Linked DNA regions of Homo sapiens: region 1 is linked to region 2. Evidence: chromatin contacts called from ENCODE Hi-C or POLR2A ChIA-PET data. All regions are on one chromosome and are shown on one strand. The core of a region is the stretch at or near the end of the contact, and the rest is flanking DNA. Distances in the headings are between cores, read along the strand shown. Region 1 holds the start of HPCAL1 (hippocalcin like 1). Region 2 holds the start of YWHAQ (tyrosine 3-monooxygenase/tryptophan 5-monooxygenase activation protein theta).

Region 1 (5,308 bases), core at 2,038-4,537, 670 kb after region 2:
AGCAAGACTCCGTCTCAAAAACAACAACAACAACAACAACAACAACAACAACAACAACAACAACAAAGTGCTGGCGGTGAGGATGTGAAGAAATTGGAACCCTGTGCACTGTTTGGCAGAATGTAGAATGGTACACTGTGGAAAGTATTATTATGATGCTTCTTCAAAAAATTAAAAATAGAATGACCACATAATCCAGCAATTCCACTTCTGGGTATATACCCAAAACAACTGAAAATAAGATCTTGAAAAGATATTTGTGCACCCATGTTCGTCGCAGCATTATTCATAATTGCTAAAATGTGGATGCAACCCAATGATTTCTTGACAAACGAGTGGGTAAACACAATGTGGTATACACACACATGGAAATATTACTCAGCCTTAAAAAGGAAGGAAATTTGGACATACACTACATCATAGATGAATCTTGAGGACATTATGCTAAGTGAAATAATCCAGTTGCAAAAAGGAAATACTGTATGATTCCACTTATGTAAGGTATTAGAGAGGTAGTCATTATTTAATGGGTATAGAGTTTCAGTTTTACAAGATGAAAAGAGTTCTGGAGATGGATGGTGGTGCTGGTTGCACATCATTAATGTATTTAATACCACTGAGCTGTTCACTTTAAAAGGATTAAGATGATAAATTTTATGTTATGTGTATATTATAATAAAAGTTAGAAAAAAATTGTCATAAAACTAAGTCAGATATTAAGAACAATCAGAATTACTTCTGTCTTGTTTACAGTCATCATATGAAAAACAAATTGTTTATCTAGCATGACACCTGTTATGGGTTGAATTGTTTCCCTCAAAAGATGCTGAACTTCTAACCCTTGGTACCTGTGAATGTGACCTTATTTGGAAATTGGGTCTGCACAGATGATCAAGTTAAGATGAGGTCATTAGGGTGTGCCCTAATCCAATAATGACTGTGTCCTTATGAAAAGGGAAAAGAGACAGGTATATAGAGAAGATGTGAATTCACAGGGAGCGCACATGGCCATCCATAAGCCAAGGAATGCATGAGGTTACCAGAAGCTAAGAGACAGACATGAAACAAACTGCCCCCCACATCTCTCCAAAGGGGCCAGCCCTGCCAACACTTTGATCTTGGACTTCCAGCCTCCAGAGCTACAAAACAACACATTTCTGTTGTTTAAGTTGCCCAGTTGGAGGTGCTTGTTACATTAGCCCCAGGAAATTATACAACATCTTACCTGAATTTGCTTTCTTCTTTGCTCTAGTTAAATTCAAAACTACATATTGAATAACGACGGTGTGCTCTCTCTCCATGAAGCTTCGGGGTGGGTAGACAGTCCTCCTCTTGAAGGAACAGGAGGGACGCAAGGGAAGGGACCAACTTGTATCTCATCTGAGAGAGATACACTCCTGGAATAAGAGGTCTGCGGTTAAGTGTGTTTCTCTAGAAGTTCAGAAACAGAGGAAGCATCTGCGGGCTAAGCTGCTGAGGGCTAGGTGAGAGCTAACTGACCTAAGTTTTGAAGGATGGATGGGTGACAGGTTGGAGGGGGAAGATGGAAAAGTCACATGGGAGAGGAACAGCATGGGCCAAGTGTGGAGGAACCAGTGAGTGGGCTGGGTTTCAGAAACAGGCCTTGGTCTGCTTTTGAGCCCTCCCTGAACTTTTCCACCCCAACCCCACCTCCTGCCTGTGTCTGCCATGCACCTCCCTTCCTGTGAGTCTGTGGACAGACTTTGCCCCTTTGCCCTGTGTGTGCTTGGGAGAAATCTGCTCAGTTTCTGTGGCAGGGATGTTTCTACGTGTTCATCAAACCGGCTTTGTTTACTTCCGAAACACTCATGAAGACCACAGCTGCCAGAGCCCCTTGCATCCTGGTGGGACTGTGCGACTACTTCTGGCCCATGGATGTGGGTGGAAGTGACGTGTGCTTCCCCAGGCCTGGCTCCTGGACCCCACCGACGGCTTCTCACCTGTAACCCCACCAGCCTTCTACCTGGATACTTCACGGGGAGCTAGAGTGGCCTTGGCTAAGAAGGAGGCATGGCACCCGCGGGTACCGGGCCGCCTTCATCAGTCGGTGCACTCTGGTCCACCGCCCACATGCCTTCATGTAATCTTCACTGTAGGGCCCACAGGGAGGGGAACTTCCTCGAGGTCTAGCTTTGCCTTTCCGCCTTCAGAGCCAAGTAAGAATGAGGGGTCTGGGCTCGGCCCACCTTCCCTGCAAGGCCCTGTGCCCGCTCCCCTCAAAGCTGGTCTTGCATGTTGCTCTGGCGGCCTCTGTAGCAGGAGTTCACTCTGTTTTCCGTGGAGGAGGAGTGGAAGGAGGGATTCAAGCTCTCCCCTAGAGACGCTAGAAAGACAGTTTTGTCTCAGCCTCATACGATCGCCCAGCTCCACATTTCTGGCTGTTTCTGTGGTTACCTTTCTTCGGGGATGTTTGGGGCGGGAGGTGGGTGTGTGTGTATATTTGCTCTTCTGAAGCCGTTTTTCCGGAGCTCCTGGTGGGGGTGGGGGTGCTCTGTCCCTGGTTCCTCTCGAGGCAGGTGCAGGGGATGGAGGATGCCCCCCTCCCCGAGAGCCAGGAGGCGCCGACCCTGGGCAGGAGGTGCCAGACCGGCGCCTCTCCCGCGTGGAGCTCGAAGACCACAGATGCCTGGAAGGGAGGAGCACCTTCCGTGGTTAGGTGGGGAAACCGAGGCAGAGGCGGCCCAATGGACTCGCCTAAACGGCCTGGGGAGTCACTGCAGGTAACCAGAGCTGGAGCCAGGCTTCCCACTCCAGGCCCGGGGCTCTCCCCCGAACAGGCGTGGGAAGGGGTGCGAGCTGCACGCGGGGCTGGGGCTGGGGGTGCGGGGCTGGGGCAACTCGGCTCTTCCCCTTCCTAGGCCGCCCGGGCCACTTCCTGCGGCGTGGGGGCGGGGGGCGCGGGCGCAGGGCTGGCCCCTCCCGGGCGCCGCCTCTCGGCCTCTTCTATACCAGCAGGCCAGAGGCCAAGGGTTAGGGGAACAGAACCGGTGCCCGGCTCCGCCCCTGTCCCGAAAGCCACTGGGGGCTGGGACCCGGCAGGGCCAGGTTTGGGCCGCGAGGGCCGAGGAGCAGCGAGGTGCAGGGGCTGCGAGGGCCGAGCCGGGCGCTGAGGGTCCGGCAGGGGGCGTGGAGGGGGCGGGGCCCGGAGGGGGCGGGGCCGTAGGAAACTTGAGCGCCCGCCTCTGGCCGCGCGCCCCGCCCCGGCCCCCGCCTCCGGGTCCCGCCTCCAGGTCCCGCCTTCGCGTCCCTTCCTTCCCGGAGCTGGCAGGCGGGCCGCGGCGGCGGCGGGCAGCGGACGGGCGGACTGACGGGCGCCTCCACCTTGCTCCCTCCCTGGCTGCCGGCTTCCTTTTGTCTTTCTGGGCGGCGATGAGCGCAGGGCCGGCGCAGCAGCTGCGGGCGCACGGAGGCCCGCGCTGCTAGTCACTCCTCCCGGCCTCGGCGCGCTTGTCCCGGGCAGCGGCCCGGGCCCGCTGCAGCCGCCGCCGGCGCCGAACTTGGGCTCGGGAAGCCGGCGGACCGCGTCCTGCGCCGGAGCAGGTAGGGAAGGGGCGGGCTGCGGTCTGCTGGCTGCTGAAGTGTGCCCCGGGCGTGTGCACCCGGCGTGTGCACCGGCGAGCGCTGCGATCCGGCTCTTTGCGTGTGTGTTGTGCGCGCGTGTGTGTGTCCGGGAGTGCCCGCGTTTCTCTGCGCGGTGGAGTTGTGGGTGACTGCGGACGGTGGTGTGTCTTTCGAATGGCGTGTACTCGTGGGCATCCATGTGTGCCTTAGGTGTGCACATTTTGGACTGCGTTTGTGGAATTGTGTGTCGGGGCGCAGTTGCTGGTGGGGAGCGGTGCCTGGCGGGTGTCGTGTGTGAGCAGCTGTGCGCAGAGCGGGGTGGCGGGGTGGGTGTGGGTGGTCCAGCCCCACGCCCAGAGCCCCCTGTCCCTGCTGGTCGGCGCAGTGCGTAGCTTAGGAGCCTCGAGGACAGCTGGGACCCGACGGGCAAGGGCGGGCCTCGCGGGCAGGCTGGGCAGCCCTCAGGGAACAGGTCCGTGCGGCCCACGTGGGTCGCCTGTGAGCTTCTGCCAAGGGTGGGGGCCCACGCGGAGGCGATCCGCTCGTTCCTCCCAGGGCCATGGGGCGACGAGGAGAGCCCTGGCCTCCCCGCGACCCGCACTGCGACCTGGGCCAGACGCGCCACCTTCCCCGGTCGCGGTTTGCTTCTCTTTAAAATGAGGACAGCTCCTCCCTTGGGGGCTGTGGTGACAGGTGAAATGAGAACGCACTGAAGACAGCTCTTGGTCCAAAGCCCCGCACACAGTAGGTACTGTGTTAATTGGATTAGCGTCTCCTGTTTAAAATCCTTTTTTTTTCCCCTTTATCGTGGGTGGGGCCTTACATTTTCCCCGGGCGTGTTTTGTGCCTCTCCCTGGCCCTAACTTAACCGCGAAGCACTGAGATTCGAGAAAGTTTAGCTGCCAGCTGCGCTGCCTCCTGCAGCACCTCCCGGGCGGCGCCGCCTCCGCGAGTGCCCGAGAGCGCCGCGCTGGGCGCCGGCCCTGCCCCAGCCCCCAGGCTCCCGCGCAAGCGTGGGGGTCCCTCTCCTGGCCGGGAGGCAGCGACTGCGGAGTTGAGAACCCTTTGGTTCAACAAGTTCCTAGTCCGGGAGGATGCAGCTCAGCTCGTGGAGTCCGAGAGTCACGGCGTAAAATTGGCGCTTCCCGCACATGCAGATCTCGGGCTCCCGGGGTGTCCCGGCCGCCAAAGGCCACCCCTTTCCTCCTGGCTGACCCCAATTCCACCAGAGGAGGATGTTTGCCAGGGACGCCGAGTCCAGCTGCTGGCCTCGGCATTAGACAACCCCCAGCCCCAGCCCCTGCCATCCCTGCTCCCTTGCAGCCAGCCTCATGCCGGGGGTGCCACATGGGACACCTCCTCCTAGTCCCACACCTTAATTTAAAACATTTACTTTTGAAACCTACTAGTCGTAAAATTGAACCGCAGTGAACGAGCACCCAGCTCTTACCACGACTCACTCTCTGGAGAGTTCTGGCGCCTCGGCGCTGGCTCGGACGCAGCAAGGCCAGCTCTAGGGGTCGGGTGGCTCTCGGCCAGAGCGAAGGATATTCTTTCCCTTCATCGCCTTGGTGTCTTTCTCTGGGGGAAAAAAATCGCCTTTAACCAAGGGAGCCAAGATCTCACCAGTGCAGGAGGCTCTCAAAATGGAGCGCCGGCATGGGGTTGGGCTGCGGAGGGGACAGCATGGGCGGCCTTTTGGTATGGATGCGCTTCCCAACTGTCA
Region 2 (5,051 bases), core at 1,972-4,471:
TCCTGCAGCAACTCTGCACATGAACTCTGCTCCAGCCACACCGACACACTGTTCCCCGAACAAGCCCTACCCCGGATATTCCTTTAATACTGACACCTCCGCCAGCCTCTTCCCTCAACGTTCACCCCAAAAAAACGGTATCTTTGTGAAGCCTTTTCAAAGGTTTCTATTTCCTTCAGACTACATAGCATTGTGTTCATTAACCATCTGATGGGAATATTGTGGTATTTATGTTTGTGTATCTCTCACATGCTCTCTAAATTATAAATCATCAGAGGGCAAAATCCACGGTTCTGTTTTGTTCCTCCCCATATTGCTCAGAGCACAGTGCCTGGCACACAGAAAGCTCTCAATACAGTTGCCAACTTGAAGAAGTGCTTTCCCAAGATATTTTTTATAGGTTGGCCACCAAGCCCCAGTTAGCCTCTTAAGCCATTTTATGAATATTTCATTTATGCCTTGGTGTCTCGGATTCATCAAACTAAACTATTCTATGTCTTCTCAGTATATAAAAGAGACTGTCCTAAATTCAGGGGTTGTCCCCATTGAAATGGTCTGTATGAAAGTTCTATTCTAATAACACCTGGTCTCTCTCTCAAGCTACGTATCAACTAAGCAAAACTCTTCCCCGACTTACGCCATCATAAAAAGCAGAATTTATAAGAGCCACAAAATAAAACGAATATTCCTTTGGCTCAGAGTCACCTTGCTCGAGAACAAGAAAAATCACGCGGTGATTCTGAATTGCTTCAAGGTAACTAATTGAAAAGCAATAAACTGAACAGAAATGAAATATGCTGTAAGAGTATCCAAAATACATACATAGAAAACCTTAACATATGGAATTCTTATGAGTCTTCCCTTGGTAACAGATAATGCTGTTAACAGCCATTACCATATGTTACTCAAGTTGAAGTCTACCACTACTTTCAAGTTGGCAAAATTTTTTAATACGAGCAATTCAGTCCAAAAAGCTTTTACAAGTGCTTCTTCAATGCCAAGCAGGGACTGGAAGCTAAGAGCACACGGAAGAATACAACGAAGTTTTGACTTCATAAAGTAAATAATCTTAAGTTTTCTCCACTTTAGTACACACTGTCTGCATTACTTTCTTTGCCTCTTTACCAGTTATTTCCATCAGCCATGATTTTGTCCGGATCGCCTGTCATCGTATTAGAAAAATAGATAGGTTAAAAAAGTTTCGTGGATTTTTTTTTTTTAAACAAGGGGTGGGGAACATATTCCCTGCCCCACCATTCTGATGAGATGAAGAAAGGCGGCTTGGGGGGTGGGGGTGGGGGAGGAGGCCAGGGAGAAATTATTTCTTCCATTCCCTTTTGAAAAATCCCCAGTCTAGTATGCTTGTCTATCAAAGCCCACCTAAAATATGATGTGCACAAACACATCAAAAATAAGTAGGCCTCTTGTAAAAGTGACACTTAAAAGGCAAACCATATGAGATTATTTCCCATTTTATTCATAGAAATGACTCTTGGCAGCACTGAAACATTTAAAAACACTCCTGGATATAATGCTGGTATTTCAGTTTTAAAAACTTATCCTACGGATCAAAAGATCCATGGAATGACAAAGCTAAAAATGTTCTCTCTCACTAATAAGGGTGAATCACAGCAGCCACCTACTCCACCCAACAATCGTCCTTGCTAAGACTGGACAGTTCAAAACCTGGAAAGCTTTCCTTGTCTGCTCCACACTGGAAACGAATTCACTTCAACACTAGTGTTTAAGCACAGGTGTGCAACAGCAAGGAAATGTTATTAAATGTTGAAATTTACCAGGACATTGTGTTCTTCAGATACAGCTGTGTCCTTTTCACATTTCCCGAACTCCCCTCCTCTCCTGTTTATGGGGGGTGGGGGGGAGCACAACAGATACTCTTACTTGAAAAATAAAGTATCTGTTCAGATTTTCTAAGTAAATTTCCATTACTGGGTTTGGGAAAAAATCCCTACTACATTGTCTGTAACAAAAAGGTGCCTGCGCCTTCTTTCAACTGCCTGAAGCTTGTGAACCGACTGAATACATTTAAAGGGCTCACAGATCTCAGGACGCAGTCTCCCCGCACAAGAAACTTAAAAACGCCTTTCAGTCTCGCAGAGACCTACTTGGATGTTTCCAAGTTCCATCGTTTGGTAGCTACCCAGCATCTGGGGCGAAAAAAAAGGACTTATCCTTGGAAAAGCGGCTTCTTGAGTCTCAACAACCGGAGGGACACAGTAGGGAAGTCAGGGCTCACCTAAAACCCTCCACCCCAGCAGACAGTCCGGCAAGCCCCGGCTCACGTTTGTTTCCGTGCCCGCGAAACTCTCAATGAAAAGCATCTCACAAAAGGCCTCCCCTGCTCCCCGCGCCGAGGACTCACCAGCACCGTGGTGCAGATGGATCTCAGCTCGGACTCCACTTTCTCCCGATAGTCCTTAATCAGCTGCAACTTCTTGTCGGAGGTGTCGGTCTTCTGCTCGATGCTAGAGATGACCCTCCAGGCGGACCTGCGGCCCCCGACCACGTTCTTGTAGGCCACGGAGAGCAGGTTGCGCTCCTCGTTGGACAGCTCGGCGCCCTGCTCGGTCACTGCCTTCATGCAGGTGGCCATGTCGTCGTAGCGCTCGGCCTGCTCGGCCAGCTTGGCCTTCTGGATCAGCTCAGTCTTCTCCATGGCGGGCGCGGGGCCGGGGCCGGGGCGGAGGGCGAGGAGAGCGAGGGCGAGCGCCGACCCGCAGCGGGAGGAGCCTCGAGAGCTGCGGAGGGGCGGGGCGGCGAGGCGAGAACAAAAAGCAGAGAGGGAGCGCCGTCAGACAATGCGGCCCGCCGCCCGCTTTTGTCTCCCGCACACGCGGCCGCTTGAATTTCCCTCTCCCCCGCCCCCTCCCCCGCTGGGCACCCGGGGAGGCCGCGGCCCGCGGCTGGAGGAGGCGGGGGCGGCGCGGAGGCCCCGCGCGCAGGGAGCCCGAGCCGCGGCCGCTCCCGCCACCCCCGCCCGGCCGGCCCAAGATGGAAGCGACCGTTGGCCCCGCACCTTCCCGCCCGGAGCCGTCCCTGAGGGGAGCGGCATCGACAACCGGCTGCTCTCAAGGGCGGCACCTCCGCCCGGCCCTCAATCCGAGCGCGGCCGGAGGAAGCCCGCGGGCCGACCCAGGCGCTCACCTTCACGTCTCCGCGGCCGCGACGCGAGTCCCACCACTTTGATCTGCTTTTGGCTTTAGCTGAGGACCCTCCCGTGTCAGCCTACCCCGGGGCCGAGGGGCGGTCCACCGCCCAATGATGCGCCGAGCTTCTCCCGAGAGTCCCGCCCCCAGCGCGCCGCTGGCCAATGAGGACCGAGCGCGCGGAAGGGGGCGAGGGGGGCGGAGCGGGAGGGAACGCGGAGGCTAGGAGGGTGGGTCGGTACGGGGAAGTTCGGTTGGCCGGCAGGCTGCGGCTTCGGCCACGGGGTTTCCTCCAATTAGATCCAGGGTAAAAGGACGTCACTGTTGCCATGGCGATGCCGTTACCAACTCCCCTCAGCCTCCCCGCCACCCCGGCACTTCTGGGTGCGGCACGAGACCCAGAGGCGCGCACGACCTCCTAGGCGGCGGCTGCGTCTCCCGCTGCGGATGGTGCATTGCATCTCACGGGCTCTGGCCGAGGCTGGACTTCGGAGGGTGACATATTCAGCTGTTTTAGAGCACGGGGGCCTTTCTTTCCTCCACCTTTCTATCCGTGACAAAGGTTTGGATCCCAAGACACTAAACCCAGACCTTAATGACGTTGCCATTAGGGCTCCGAATTAAGCAAACCGCATCCCCATTAAAGAAGAATTGATTCTGGAGACGGTGTCTTCAGTATGGCATTTACATGATAAATTCAAGTTTTCAGATGGGCATCCTAAAACAAAAAATTCCCTTGTGAAAAGGTAGGTCCCAGAAGATCCAGGGGAGTTTCTGTGACAATGCCAAGTATTGTGGTTTTCTTTAAAATGAGAAATGACATTAAGCACAATTTGCAGGAAAACACCTATTACTACCCCTTCCCACCCCCGCAAAAAAAAACCCTGCCCATAACATCTCTCCCCGCAAAAAAAAAGCAATTTTTATGTATCTTTTAGGCTTTCCAGGTTATGCACCTAAATACATCATTTTTCACATCGTTGTCACATGTGCACACGCTTTTGTTTCTGGTATTATTTGTGAGAGGTCACTTGAAAAGCTGAAATCCTCTCCCTGGATGTTGATTTCTGATTTTCTCCTCCTGGGGAACACCCTGCTGAAGCGAGAAAGATTCCCCCAGGCCCCTCCCATTCAGGGTCATCCCTGGCAGCTCCCTTTCCTCTTAAACCACTCCTGTCTCTCCTTGCACTTCCCCAGTTCCCTAACTCCATCCAGGTAGGGTGGCTGCCCTGCCCGTCTGGCGCGTGGTCCCTGTGCCATCTTAAGATGAGAATTGCCCTCTGGGTTCACGCTGCTATGATCCCGATTCCAGCAGGTCTAAGGAGAATGGATCATAAAGAATTTCCCATTCTGAGTGGAGACTGGAGCAAATCCGGAGAATCTCTAGAATGGGAGATTTGAGAGTGCAGACAGATGGGAGGAGAAGGTGCCGACTTTCCAGAAATTCAGACTCCCTCTTGACTGCCCCTCCCTGTCCTGACTTGTGAAGGTTGCTTTGTGCTTTGACAGACAGGAGCGGCCTGGATTGGAAAGGGCCTGTGTCTTAATGCAGAAATGCCTTACTATGTTCCAGCCTTCTAATGGAGGGCCCTGCTGTTATTTCTGGAATCCCTGGGGCCCCGCTACAGACACATGAGTGTTTATGGCCCTGTGGGCTGGGGTGGAGCTGGACACCGAGAAATCCCAATGGAAAGAATTTGCATGTGGAAGGTCAGATAAAATGCCTTCTGTATGACCAGTGAATTTCAAGCTCACCAAAATTAGAGGCAACCCGGGCAAGGGGAGAAGCCAGTGGAGGTGGATGGGGGATAGAGACCCAGGAGAGGAAATTGTCAGGGGATGGAACCTCTGTGGTAGAGAGGGACTACCAGAAGGAGCAAGCAC

Evidence for each region. Hi-C counts contacts between places; a loop is a spot of excess contacts on that map. ChIA-PET counts read pairs that join two places held with the same protein, here RNA polymerase II (POLR2A). Pooled maps may share reads with other maps.
Region 1: a map of naive thymus-derived CD4-positive, alpha-beta T cell shows a loop between it and region 2 (7-fold over the local background). The contact joins the promoter of HPCAL1 here to the promoter of YWHAQ in region 2. A Hi-C loop is called at or near these places in 1 of 168 maps with a recorded cell type or tissue (naive thymus-derived CD4-positive, alpha-beta T cell) and 9 of 50 pooled maps. POLR2A ChIA-PET finds 5 or more read pairs at or near these places in 1 of 52 experiments (T-cell).

The regions. Positions count from the first base shown.
Region 1 is chr2:10,299,617-10,304,924 of GRCh38, forward strand. HPCAL1 (hippocalcin like 1) reads left to right here and starts at 3,288. Exons shown (of 5, transcript NM_002149.4): 1 at 3,288-3,561. It overlaps LOC101929691 (a long non-coding RNA gene), which reads right to left and starts at 3,101. Exons shown (of 4, transcript XR_922791.3): 1 at 1,962-3,101; 2 at 1,226-1,397. RefSeq lists silencers at 2,823-3,602, 3,487-3,684, 4,003-4,182 and an enhancer at 3,863-3,922.
Region 2 is chr2:9,627,776-9,632,826 of GRCh38, forward strand. It overlaps YWHAQ (tyrosine 3-monooxygenase/tryptophan 5-monooxygenase activation protein theta), which reads right to left and starts at 3,222. Exons shown (of 6, transcript NM_006826.4): 1 at 3,166-3,222; 2 at 2,384-2,759. The coding sequence starts at 2,677. RefSeq lists enhancers at 1,808-2,710, 2,454-2,553 and silencers at 2,674-3,023, 3,224-3,323, 3,374-3,543.